Regions from separate parts of the Homo sapiens genome. Here all the other regions are linked to region 1. The links are chromatin contacts, found by Hi-C or POLR2A ChIA-PET in ENCODE. All regions are on one chromosome and are shown on one strand. Each heading gives the region's core, a stretch centred on a gene start or an enhancer-like site at or near the end of the contact. The rest is flanking DNA. Distances are from core to core; before and after follow the strand shown.

The links. A loop is a pair of places that touch in the nucleus more often than their neighbours do. ChIA-PET counts read pairs that join two places held with the same protein, here RNA polymerase II (POLR2A). Pooled maps may share reads with other maps.
Region 2: a loop to region 1 is called in a pooled map, with 11 times the contacts of the local background. The contact joins the promoter of WDR26 here to the promoter of EPRS1 in region 1. A Hi-C loop is called at or near these places in 1 of 37 single-sample maps with no recorded cell type and 5 of 50 pooled maps. POLR2A ChIA-PET finds 5 or more read pairs at or near these places in 1 of 52 experiments (BJ).
Region 3: a loop to region 1 is called in a pooled map, with 7 times the contacts of the local background. The contact joins the promoter of CNIH4 here to the promoter of EPRS1 in region 1. A Hi-C loop is called at or near these places in 6 of 50 pooled maps.

Annotation. Positions count from the first base shown.
Region 1 is chr1:220,044,489-220,048,375 of GRCh38, forward strand. EPRS1 (glutamyl-prolyl-tRNA synthetase 1) reads right to left here and starts at 2,017. Exons shown (of 32, transcript NM_004446.3): 1 at 1,855-2,017. The coding sequence starts at 1,900. RefSeq lists enhancers at 1,170-1,727, 1,769-2,098, 2,159-2,228.
Region 2 is chr1:224,432,993-224,436,879 of GRCh38, forward strand. It overlaps WDR26 (WD repeat domain 26), which reads right to left and starts at 1,805. Exons shown (of 14, transcript NM_001379403.1): 1 at 692-1,805. The coding sequence starts at 1,413. It also overlaps a transcript of CNIH3 not described here. RefSeq lists a silencer at 1,784-2,183 and an enhancer at 2,524-2,713.
Region 3 is chr1:224,354,642-224,358,528 of GRCh38, forward strand. CNIH4 (cornichon family member 4) reads left to right here and starts at 2,238. Exons shown (of 5, transcript NM_014184.4): 1 at 2,238-2,352. The coding sequence starts at 2,284. RefSeq lists enhancers at 1,891-2,030, 2,588-3,088 and a silencer at 2,311-2,680.

The DNA.
Region 1 (3,887 bases), core at 767-3,266:
CCAAGGCGGGCGGACTGCTTGAGGTCAGGAGTTTGAGACCAGCCTGGCCAACATGGCAAAATGCTGTGTCTACTAAAAAATACAAAAATTAGGCGGGCATGGTGGTGCGCACCTCTAAGCGCAACTACTCGTGTGGCTGAGAACAAGAATTGCTTGATCCTGGGAGGCAGAGGTTGCAATGAGCTCGGTCTCCAAAAAAAAAAAAAAAAAAAAAAAAAAAAAAAACAGTATCAGGAGCTTTAACTATAGTCTCACTTAACTCTGGCAACCAATCCTATCTGGAAGACATTATTCTCCCTTTCTTAAAACAAGGAAACTATGGGAGAAGCTAAATAAGGAACTTGTCAAGGTTTCACAACTAGTAAGTGGCAGCCAGGATTGGACTCAGGTCTGCAGAAACCAAATGTCTTTGCTCTCAATCATGAAGGCACTCTAATGCCTTTCCAGCTCAGGAATCAAACCCATTCCTTTTAGAGTTCATTGATTTGTTGTGCGGTTAGTCCATTACTGCAACCAATATGCCAAAACATTACCATCTTTTAAATGTTTAAAATGGCTATTAAGTTGTGTTTTTGTTCAACAACCTTAAAACATCACCAAAGTTGAGAATATAATGAATAATTTCATCAGCCCCACGTGGTCAACTGTATATAAAGGTATGGGCTTCTTCAACATTAGAAAGTACTGTGTGTGTATTATCATACATATGCATTAACAAATATTAGGTCAGGCTGGGTACTGTGGCTCACGCCTGTAATCCTAGTACTTTGGGAGGCCAAGTCAGGATGGCTTGAGCCCAGGAGTTTGAGACCTGCCTGGGCAACACAGTGAAACGCCATCTTTCCAAAAAAGACACAAACACAAAATTAGCCAGGCATGGTGGCACGCGCCTGTAGTCCCAGCTACTAAGGAGGCTGAGGTGGGAGGATCATCTGAGCCCGGAAGTTCGATGCTGCAGTGAGCCTTGAAAGCGCCACTGCACTCCAGCCTGGACGATAGAGCAAGACCCTGACTCTCAAAAGAAAAAAAAAAATCGGCAAACTACTTAAATTCTTCTGTGTAATTTCCCAAAGTAATGAAAAAGCAGAAATTCTAAGCAATCTACCAACAATAATCTTGGTCATGTCGAAAAAATAATTCCAAACAGAACTTAAGATGTGTCAGTAAGGTGACAGATCCAATGTTTACTCTGAAATTTACTACACATCCACAGGGTGCAGTAAAAGCAACCGCATCAGTCTACAGTGTACCTGGGTGTTTTCCCCAATTACCCTACCACATTTAATTAAAAATAAATGCAGCCTCAGTTGAAATCCTAAATGCTAATATGCTCGTCTGGGTTATTTCTTCTGAACTCGATAAAACGTAAGGAAAATTTGACTCAAGTGAACTGAGGATTTCTCCTGAGAGGAGGGACAGGACAGGAAAGGAGGTAAGAAAAGGAGTTGGGGGAAAAATGCTAAAAGAGAAGCGACGACTATTGGATTTTAAGTTTTAAAATCTTATTTCCACGAGCAACTCTCGCTCTCCGGGGGAAAAAGGGAGAGGTGAGTTGACTGGGAGTTCATCCCTCTGAGAAAAAGATCCGAAGCGGAGTCTCGTGTTGTCTAGCCCGGGCTCACACTGCGCCTCCCTCCATGCCCGGGAAAACCATCTTCAGGAGCAGATGCACCTGCCGGGGACACGGGGCGAGGGGTGCGGAGCCTCCTCCACGTACAATTCTGGGGCGAGGGGCAGGTCCAACATCCCAGATGGTGACCACCACTGCGCAAAGCCGGGGCGCAGCGACCTTCCACGCCCTGCACCCTCCCTGGCTGATGCAACCCACACAGGTCATTGGTCTCGGCCCCTTACCTAGCGGAGGGTCTCCTGAATTCACGGTCAGAGAGAGCGTCGCCATCTCCACCAGTCCGCTGGTCCACCTGTCAGTACGCCTGGCTCGTGCCAGAACTACGGAGGACCCCGCGAAAGGAAGAAGATGCAACGTGTGCGCGTACCCGACGCCGCCGCAGCCTTCGCTCCGCCCCTGCGCCGCAGCTACTGCCGACACCGCGCACGCCGCGGTGCGACATCGTCGCGCGCCGTCTTCGTCCCCGCCCGCAGGTTCCAGAGCCTGCTACCCCTCCTCTTGGCCGCCAGGGTTAGAACGGCCTGCGTGGCCTTTCGTGCTGCGGTGGGAAAGACGCTGAAGTGGACGGGACTTTACGACACTTCGTCAAGTCAGCAGGTCGTAAAACAGCAGGTTGTAAAACCATCTTTAAGATGGGATAGGCGTTTATGTGAAGCACGAAACAAAAGCATGCACTGTCTTTATGTAAAAAGAAAAGTCCTGGAAGCATACACACGATAGCCATGATTACGTTGGGAATGGGAGAAGTTTTTCTCGTTGTTTATTTTATACATTCCCCCCCGTTTTTTTTTTTCCAAAACAAGAACGTATTTTCAAGAGTTATTTGCGTGTTGAAAATAATGGTTAAAGGAAATATAAAAGACTCTTTAAAAATCACTGCAGGCCGGGCGTGGTGGCTCACGCCTGTAATCTCAGCACTTTAGAAGGTGTAGGCGGGCGGATCACCTGAGGTCAGGAGTTCGAGACCAGTCTGGCCAGCATGGTGAAACCCCATCTCTACTAAAAATACAAAAATTAGCCTGGCATGGTGGTGGGCCCCTGTAATCCCAGCTACTTGGGAGGCTGAGGCAGGAGAATCGCTTGAACCTGGGAGGTGGAGGTTGCAGTGAGCCGAGATCGTGCTACTGCATCCAGCCTGGGCGACAGAGTGAGACTCCTTCTCGAAAAGAAAAAAAAAAAAAATCACAGCAGAGGCCGGGCGCGGTGGCTCAGGCCTGTAATCCCAGCACTTTGGGAGGCCGGAGGCGAGCGGATCTCGAGGTCAGGAGTTGGAGACCAGCTTCACCAACATGGTGAAACTGTAGAGACGGGGGTCTCTACTAAAAGTACAAAAATTAGCCGGGAATGGTAGCGCGCACCTTTAATCCTAGCTACTTGGGGAGCTGAGGCAGGAGAATCGCTTGAACCCGGGAGGAGGAGGTTGCGGTGAGCCGAGATCGCGGCACTGCACTCCAGCCTGGGCGACAGACTGAGACCCCGTTTCAAAACAAACAAAAAATCACTGCAGATAGGCGCAGTGGCGCGCTCCTGTAGTCTCAGCTATTAAGAAGGCTGAGGCAGGATCGCCTGAGCCCAGGAAGATGAGGCTGTAGTGGCCTCGCCGTGGACTTGCCTGTGAGTAGCCACTACCCTCCAGCCTGGCCGACACAGGGAGAGACCTGATCTAAAAAACAAAACAAAAAAACCCTCCGATGCCGCCCCCAATCATGGAGTCCACAGGTGTTTTTTTCAGCGTCTCATCTGATTCTCCCTTTCAAATCCTTTGTGACGGACGTGCATGCATGAGCTCCAGAGATACTCCAAGGTGTATACACACATTCGTGTGTGTGAGCTGCACCCATATTTCAAGGGCTGGTGTTAAAGTACGGGGACCCGGGATGGATTCCAAGAACCATCTCAACCACATCCTCGCCTACACTTTTTCTTAACCTCCCCAAGACATCCTTGTTTTCATTAGGGAGGGCCCCTTAGATTACATCTCCCATGAGACTTGAGGCCAGGCGCGGTGGCTCATGCCTGTAATCCCAGCACTTTGGGAAGCTGAGGCGGGCGGATCACCTAAGGTCGAGAGTTTGAGACCAGCCAAGCCAACATGGAGAAACCCCATCTCTAGTAAAAATACAAAAAAATAGCTGGGTGTGGTGGTGCATGCCTGTAATCCCAGCTACTCGGGAGGCTGACGCCAGAGAATCGCTTGAACCTGGGAGGCAGAGGTTTCGGTGAGCTGACATCACGCCATTGCACTCCAGCCTGGGTA
Region 2 (3,887 bases), core at 555-3,054, 4.4 Mb after region 1:
AGGCGATCATCTTCTTGGTATTAAACTGAGATTTCAGACTAGTTAGGGTTAGGCCTCTTGTACACACACACAAGGGCCTTTAAACGACATCAACACTGTATCTTCATTATTCGCATCAGATTTATTCAACAACCTCTTTCCAAATGATCCCAGCCCCTCCGTTCCCATAAACACTTGTAGGTGATTGTCTTTCCTGATTGGTAGTTTGCTTGGGTTGTTGTCTGCCACGGTTGGGGGTGGGGAGGTGTCCCACAAAGATGCCTCCAAGATACACTTGAAAAACAAATCCTCCAAGGTTCATTATTTCCACCAGCTCTAATCCACCCCTCCCCCAACACATACAGAAACACACTCCCGCATCTGTCTTTATTGACAGACAATTAAGCTCTGAAGGTGCGTGGGGAGAAGTCATTCTTTGGGTTTCTCCTAACCCTTCCTAACCCCTCAACGCCTGTCTCGTCTCACAATTTGTCAGACTGATTGATTTTCCCCTATTTCCTTTCAGGTCCGCTCCTCCTCCCCGGTCGCCCTGAGCCGCGTCCTCCTGTGTACTGGGTCCTGCGTGCCCAGCACTCATTCTCTTTGACCGAGCTCTTTCAAGCCCCCCTCCCCCCTCCGCCCCTTCCCCTACCCCCCTGGAGCCTCCGTCCCTCGGTCTGTCCATCACCAGCTGGCGGTAAGGGATACTTACTTGAGCCCTAAGCCATTCAAGTGCTGTCCTATTAGCCTAATGACATCCTCATCTGACTGGGAGAGCCGCTTCTTCTTCTTGAGGCTGCTGCCCAGTTCTGGGGTGGCCAAGGAAGAGGAGGCGGCGGTGGTGGCGGAGGCAGCTGCGACGGTGGCTGAGGATGCGGCGGCCGCCCCGCCGGGAACCCCGTTATTGACATTCAGGCTGTTGCTATTGTTGCTGGCGGCGGAGGGGGCGGAAGGCAGGAGCCCATTGGCGTGGGCCAGGTCCCCCGCGGACGACGACGACGAGGGGGACGACTCCCCGTTCTGGGCCGACAAGCAGGCGAGTTCCGGGGTCTGTCCCTGGCCCCCGCCGCCCCCTCCTCCTCCACCGCCGCCGCCGCCACCTCCTCCTCCTCCTCCTGCCCCATTGGCCTGCATGATGCTGCCGCTGACCAGGCTGTGGCCGCTACTTCGGTGGGGGACAGCAGCGGCGGCGGGAGGGGCAGCAGCCGGGGGAAGTCCCACCACTACCACCACGGAGGAGGAGGAGGAGGAGGAGGACGAGGACGACGAGGACGGAGGGGAGAGGCCTGCTCTGCCTGCCGAAGCCCCGGGCTCTCCTACTCCCTCCGCCGCCGAGGCTCGGGGTTTCTTCCGCGGGGGCGGGGAGGCTCCGCCGGTGTCCGAGTCGGAGGAGGAGGAAGCGGAGGCCAGAGTTTCCTCGCCGAGAGAGGCCGTGGTGGGAAGCCGGTGGGGCGAGGCGGGGGAGGGGAGGCGGGGGCCGGGGAGAGGGTCGGGGTGAGGGGGGCCGGGGAGGCGGGGAGGGGGTCAGGGTAGGAGGGTGAGGGTGAGGGTGAGAGGAGGGGGAGGAGGAGGAGGGGGAGAAGGAGGATCCGGGCCCTTTCCCCCCCCCCTCCCGGAGGCAGCTCGGGGTGCGCGGCCCGGGGGTCGCGCCGGGGGGCGCCGCGGGGCGGCTGCGGGGGCGCGGGGCCCGCCGCTGGGCTGAGCCCCGGCAGTGGCTGCGGCGGCGGCGGCGGCGGGCGGCAGCGGAGGCAGCTGCCGCCTCTGTCCTCGGATCCGCTCCGCTCTGCTCCCTGGTGTGTTGATTCTTCCCCCAGCTGCTGCCTAATGGAGTCCAGGCGCTCGCGTCACAGGAAATGCCTATACTGCCCTCCTCACTCACTTCCGGTGGCAGGTATGGAACCTATAGGGGGCCTGTCACCCAGCACGTGCATCGGGGGCTGTCCCGGGGGTCAGGGGAGGGAGGCCAGCGGGCCGGCGGGGTCCGCCCCGACCCCATCCACGACCCCGACTCCTATCCGATCCTATCCCCGGCCCCGCTCGGGCCTTTCCCCTTGCGCCCTGGCTCGGCTGGCTCGACGAGCAGTAAGTTCGTAGCCGCCCTCCGAAGCCGGGCGTGCATGGGATGGCAGAGTTGGCGTGCGTGCGTGAGTCCACCAGTGTGGCATGGGCATGTAAGGTGCGCGGAGGGACTGCACCTTCTCCATCAGGTGCAGAAGGTGAGGATGGGGCAGGGGGCTAGGAGCTTCGACAGGCAGGAACTTCCAGGCACAGGGCTGTGGTAGGCCCCTCTCAATGGTAACCAGGACCGAAATCGGGTTTCACAACCTACTTGTTTTAGGGTGGAAAAACTTGAATTTCCACAGCCAAGTGCCACACAGTTGCTGTACCCGGGGCCATCCCGGGAGCTGTGAGATAATGAGCCGGTGAGACTCTGCTCCACCCTGGGAAGGGGAGTTAGTCTAGAGGAGCATATCTTATGGGGACAAGAAGTCACAAAAAGGCTGTGTGGTGTGTAGAGAAGGGGAGGGACTCTGCTGTTGAGGCTTCACTCTTTTTTAGCACTTGCCCAGCACCTCCTTCTCTCTTCCAGCTGCCTCTTGAGTCACTGCCCAGTTTAGGGAGCAGTAACATAAACCAAACAGTTGCCTCCAAAATATGCATTCTGAGAAGGATTCAGGCACCCATTCAGATCCAGGCTTGAAATTTTTACGTGGCATGTGAGCCTTCTGTGTCATCATGACTTACCAATTTATGTGAATGTAGAAATGCAGCAACAAAGACTGGGCTGAATCTTAATCATTGGCAAATGGTGTGCATTATCCCCAAACAATTATTTTCATGTATGTGGTTGATAGCATCTATACTCAATATGTATAAAGATTTTCTCAGAAATTTAAAGTCTTTCTCTGAAGTAGTTTTCCTGTGGGGAGGGGAAAAAAAACACCTTAGTTTCTAATTAATACATCATACATCGCTGATATTTATTATAGTAATAACTGAAAGTAATTTTGAGGCCTTTGGAGACAGTTGTTTTTAAATTTGGAAATACAATAAAAAATGATGCTGATGAGAAATTAGTAAAGAATCCTGAGGTTTATGGATCCTCAGACAGGAAGAAGTAAGAGGAAGGTCAATGCAGGATCTTACAGGGATTTGGTTTTGTAGTTCTTACTGCTTAAATTTGCTTCCAGGTGGCAGCTGTAATTGCAAGGTGACTCACATACAGTGTTTATATTCACCTGAGGCCGACCTGAGTTCTAGTTGAGGTTCATAGAGCTCTGTCACTGTATCCAGCAGAGCCTGAATTACTAGATAGTTAACACCCTCAGAGAGCCCTGTTTGTATATTAACTTTAGACAACCTTATTATTAAAAGTGTTGTTTAGGCAAAATTTAATTTTTGCAAAATGGTTTATAATAATTTATTAGGCCCATAGCAACATTGAAGACTTGCTTCTGAATAAAGACTGTAGGTTTTATAAAGGAAATCAGTCACTTCATGGCAGCTACAGACAAAGCTCACACTTCATTAACAAAAGTAAAATGATGAAAAATAAATTGGATTCCATTGCTATCTAAACTCTATATTCCAGTTTTTCTAATTTTTAGGTAACCAACACTGCTCGTGTTAGAATTCTGAATTTATAAAGTCCCTTACAGAACATTTTTCTCTGTACTAAAACACAGCTTGAGAATCTGTTATCTGAACTCTGGGTCTTTAGGTCTTTCTAAAGCCAAGTTTCAGGTCTATGTGCAGATGAACAATTCTGAAATACCACTCTACACACTGAGGAACCTTCAGTAACACCACATTACCTACAGAATAAAATCCAAATTCTGTCTTGCTCACCACAGGTTGCTTTCAGTCTTTCTTTTTGGCTTCATCTCTTATTGCTCCTCTTCAGGGAC
Region 3 (3,887 bases), core at 988-3,487, 4.3 Mb after region 1:
CATGCTGTCTATGCCACCTACCTGTTAGTCACGTAGTAGCCATCTTATCAGTTATCAGATTGACTGCAGCAGTATTGCAGTGCTTATGTTCAAGTACCCATTATTGTACTTAACAATGGCCCAAAGTTCAAGAGCAGTGAATACTGGCAATTCAGATATGCCAAAGAGAAGCCATGAAGTGCTCCCTTTAAGTGAAATGGTCAAAGTTCTTGACTTAAGGAAAGAAAAAAAAACCCTATGAGACTGCTAAGATCTATGGTAAGAACCAGTCTTTTATCTGTGAATTTCTGAAAAAGGAAAAAGGAATTTGTGCTAGTTTTGCTGTTGCAACTCAGACTACAAAAGTTATGGCCACAGTGCCTGATAAGTGCTTAGTTAAGATGGAAAAGGCGGCACAGCACAGTGGCTCATGCCTGTAATCCCAGCACTTTGGGAGGTCAAGGTAGGTGGATCACTTGAGGCCAGGAGTTTGAGACCAGCCTGGCCAACATGGCGAAACCCCAACTCTACTAAAAATACAAAAAATTATCTGGGTGTGGTGGCATGCACCTGTAATCTCAGCTACTCCGGAGGCTGAGGCAGGAGAATCGCTTGAACTTGGGAGGTGGAGGTTGCAGAGAGCTGAAATGGCGCCACTGCACTCCAGCCTGGGTGACAGAGTGAACTTCATCTCAGAAAAACTAAAACAACAACCACAAAAAAGATGGAAGAGGCATTACATTTGTGGGTGGAAGACATGAACAGAAAACATGTGCCAATTGATGGCAACGTGTTGAGCCAGAAAGTATTGAGCCTATACAAAGACTTCAGTGAGGGATTCCCTAAAACGAGTGATACCAAGCCACTTACTGCAAGTAATGGATAGTTACATGAATGTAAGAATAGATTTGGACTGAAAAATATAAAAATCACTGGAGAGGCTGCATCTGTCTCTTCATCTTATCACATAGGCATTTTATCATCATACATCATCTCAAAAAGAAGGGTCAGTACAATAAGATATTTTGAGACAGAAAGACCACATTTACATAACTTTTATTACAGTATAATTGTTCTATCTTATTATTACTTGTTAATCTCCTACTGTGCCTGATCTATAAATTAAGCTTTATCATAGGTATGTATATATAGGAAAAAACATAGTACACATAAGGTTTGGTACTATCCATCGTGTCAGGCATCCACTTGGGGGTCTTGGAAAGTAGCCCCTGCAAATACAACTGTATTTGTTAAATGAATGAATGGATGAGTAAGACATCGTATTCACTTCTTAAAGATCTTAAAATCTAGAGAGGAGAGAAACATTGCTGTAGGAGAGGATAAACAAAGGACTGTGAAATCTCTGGAGAAATTGAAATCAGGAAGGGAAGGGCAAATCGCAAAAGTCAAGCCAGGAGCATTAAGTTAGATTTGTGCTTTGAGATGAAAACCCCTTACAAATCCTAAGTCAGGGAATGCAATGGTTCTAGAGCCAACTCTAAAGAAAATTTCACACATGGGAAATACATCCTACTGGATATCCGGATTAAAAGCGTTCAGTAGAGACTGGTGCAGTGGCTCAGGCCTGTAATTCCAGCACTGTGGGAGACTGAGGCAGGCAGATCGCTTGAGCCGAGGAATTCGAGACCAGCCTGGGCAACATGGCAAAAACCCCATCTCTATTAAAAATACAAAAAATTAGCCAGGCGTGGTGGTACATTCCTGTAATCCCAGGTACTCAGGAGGCGGAGGTGGGAGGATCACCTGAGGCCAGGAGGTAGAGGCTGCAGTGAGCTGTGACCATGCCACTGCACTCCAGCCTGGGCGACAGAGTGAGACCCTGTCTCAAAAAATAAAATAAAATGAGAAATAATAAAATAAAATTAGCTGGGCATGTCGGGAGGCTGAGGTGGAAGGATTGCTTGAGCCCAGGAATTCGAGGTCATAGTGAGCTCTATCACGCCACTGCACTCCAGCCTGGACGACAGAGCAAGACCCCAGCTCTTTAAAAGAAAAGCGTTGAGTAAATACTTGTTGATTAATTCCATTTCTGGAAATAATCGGATTTATGAAAGAGGCCCTGCCCACCTCTTTGATATGGACTTGTACTAATGAACTACAATTCCCAGCATGCGTCAGAATTAGGGCCGTAGAGTTTTTTAAAATATGGACTACAACTCCCGGCATGCCACACCAGGATTCGAGGACCACACGCCTCAGCCAGCCCCGGCAAGGGCCTATCAGGGGTGGGTCGGGGCATCCGAGCGGGTTTGACGGAAGGAGCGGCGGCGACGGAGGAGGAGGATGGAGGCGGTGGTGTTCGTCTTCTCTCTCCTCGATTGTTGCGCGCTCATCTTCCTCTCGGTCTACTTCGTATCCTTGCCTGAGGCAGGCGAACGCCTTGCCGGGGGACACGGCTGAGGGTGGGCCAGTTGGGCACCCGGGCAGGTGTGTGGGACTAGGGAGGCGCCCGGCGGCGGGCGTGGGCTCCCTGGGAGCTGGCCTGGCCGGGGCGGTGGCGCGGGCCCCGGAGCGGGTAGGAGAGGCTGGCTGCCCTACCCGACGGGCCCTGCTGCCCTGCACGCACTTGCCCTGCCTGGGTTGCCGGCCGCCCCTCACTCGGGTCCGAGTGGGCCTCTCCGGGCGCGCCCCGTCTCGGCCTGCCCGCCTGCTCTCCGCTCGTCCCCGCGGCGCCCGGACCAGCCCTGCCTGAGCCACGGCCGCCCTCGGGAGAGAAGCGTCGCTGTTTTTCTGGGAGAGGCCCTGCGCCGTGCTCTTCGTCGGATATTGGGGGTCCCAAGGGCGGTCGCTTGCGACAGTCGGGTGCCGGGATAAGTGCGGGCCATTTGCCTCCTCCTGTTCCCCACGCAACACCCCCGGCACCCGCCCCTTTGTTCTGGCGGGTGTTAGTACTTGCAGGGACCTTTCACATCCAGGAGTTGACTCATTCGCCAAAGGAGCGAAGTTGCTTCCTTCACTGTGCCGTTTTGTAGTGAGTGTTGGAAAGGAGTTGTTTTAACAACTGTCTACAAAGTGATTATTTTGGTTGTCCCCGGTGGTTGCAGATCTGTAAATTCAATAACTACATCTGCTGTAGTTCCCAATCGTTTCTCAGCTTTTAAATTTTTCTATCGATCCATGTTAAAACTTAAGTTGCAGTATTCAAACTGTTTTCCAGAGCAATAAATGGTGGTTGAATTTAGCACTGCAGTAGCCATGTCGGCTACAACTCTTCCCATCTCTTGACAAAGCATCTAGGCTTAGTTGTTGCCCAATGTTGTATTGCACCATCCAGGTTTAAGTAATTAAATATAAGAAAAAACGTATGAGGAACTCCGCATTTCAGCTTCCTTTCTTGGAAATCACATGTACCTGTTTCTGATCGGATTAAACCATTTGTTTGCTAGAGCATGCGGGCTTTAGGATAGTCGTACAGAGTATATGTTCAGTGCAGCTTCATTTTTCATTGTGGACTGGCATCCTGTTGTAGTGGAAAGGGACAAAATTTGGAATCAGATTTCCTGGTCAGCTAGCTCTTTGCTTGCACATTATTTCCCTAAGCCTCAGTTTTCTGATCTTTAAAATAGGAAATGTTTATTTCCTAGATATGCACAATGAGAATGGTGCTGAGCACCCTAGCACAGTGCCTGCCCCATAGCTAATGTTCAGTAAATATTGCTCTGCCTTCGTGTCCCCACCCTCCCCAATTGAGCAGCAGTTTTTACTTTGATGATATCTAACGACAAGATTTCTGAGTTTTAGTAGGTTTGGGGAGCTGATTGAAAGGGCAGCATCACTTGCCTAAGTTTTGATGACCTCTATGCCCCTCTTGTGATATAAGGAACTAGAGCAAGCTTGTCCAACCCACGGCCCACGGGCTGCATGTGGTCCAGGACAGCTTTGAATGT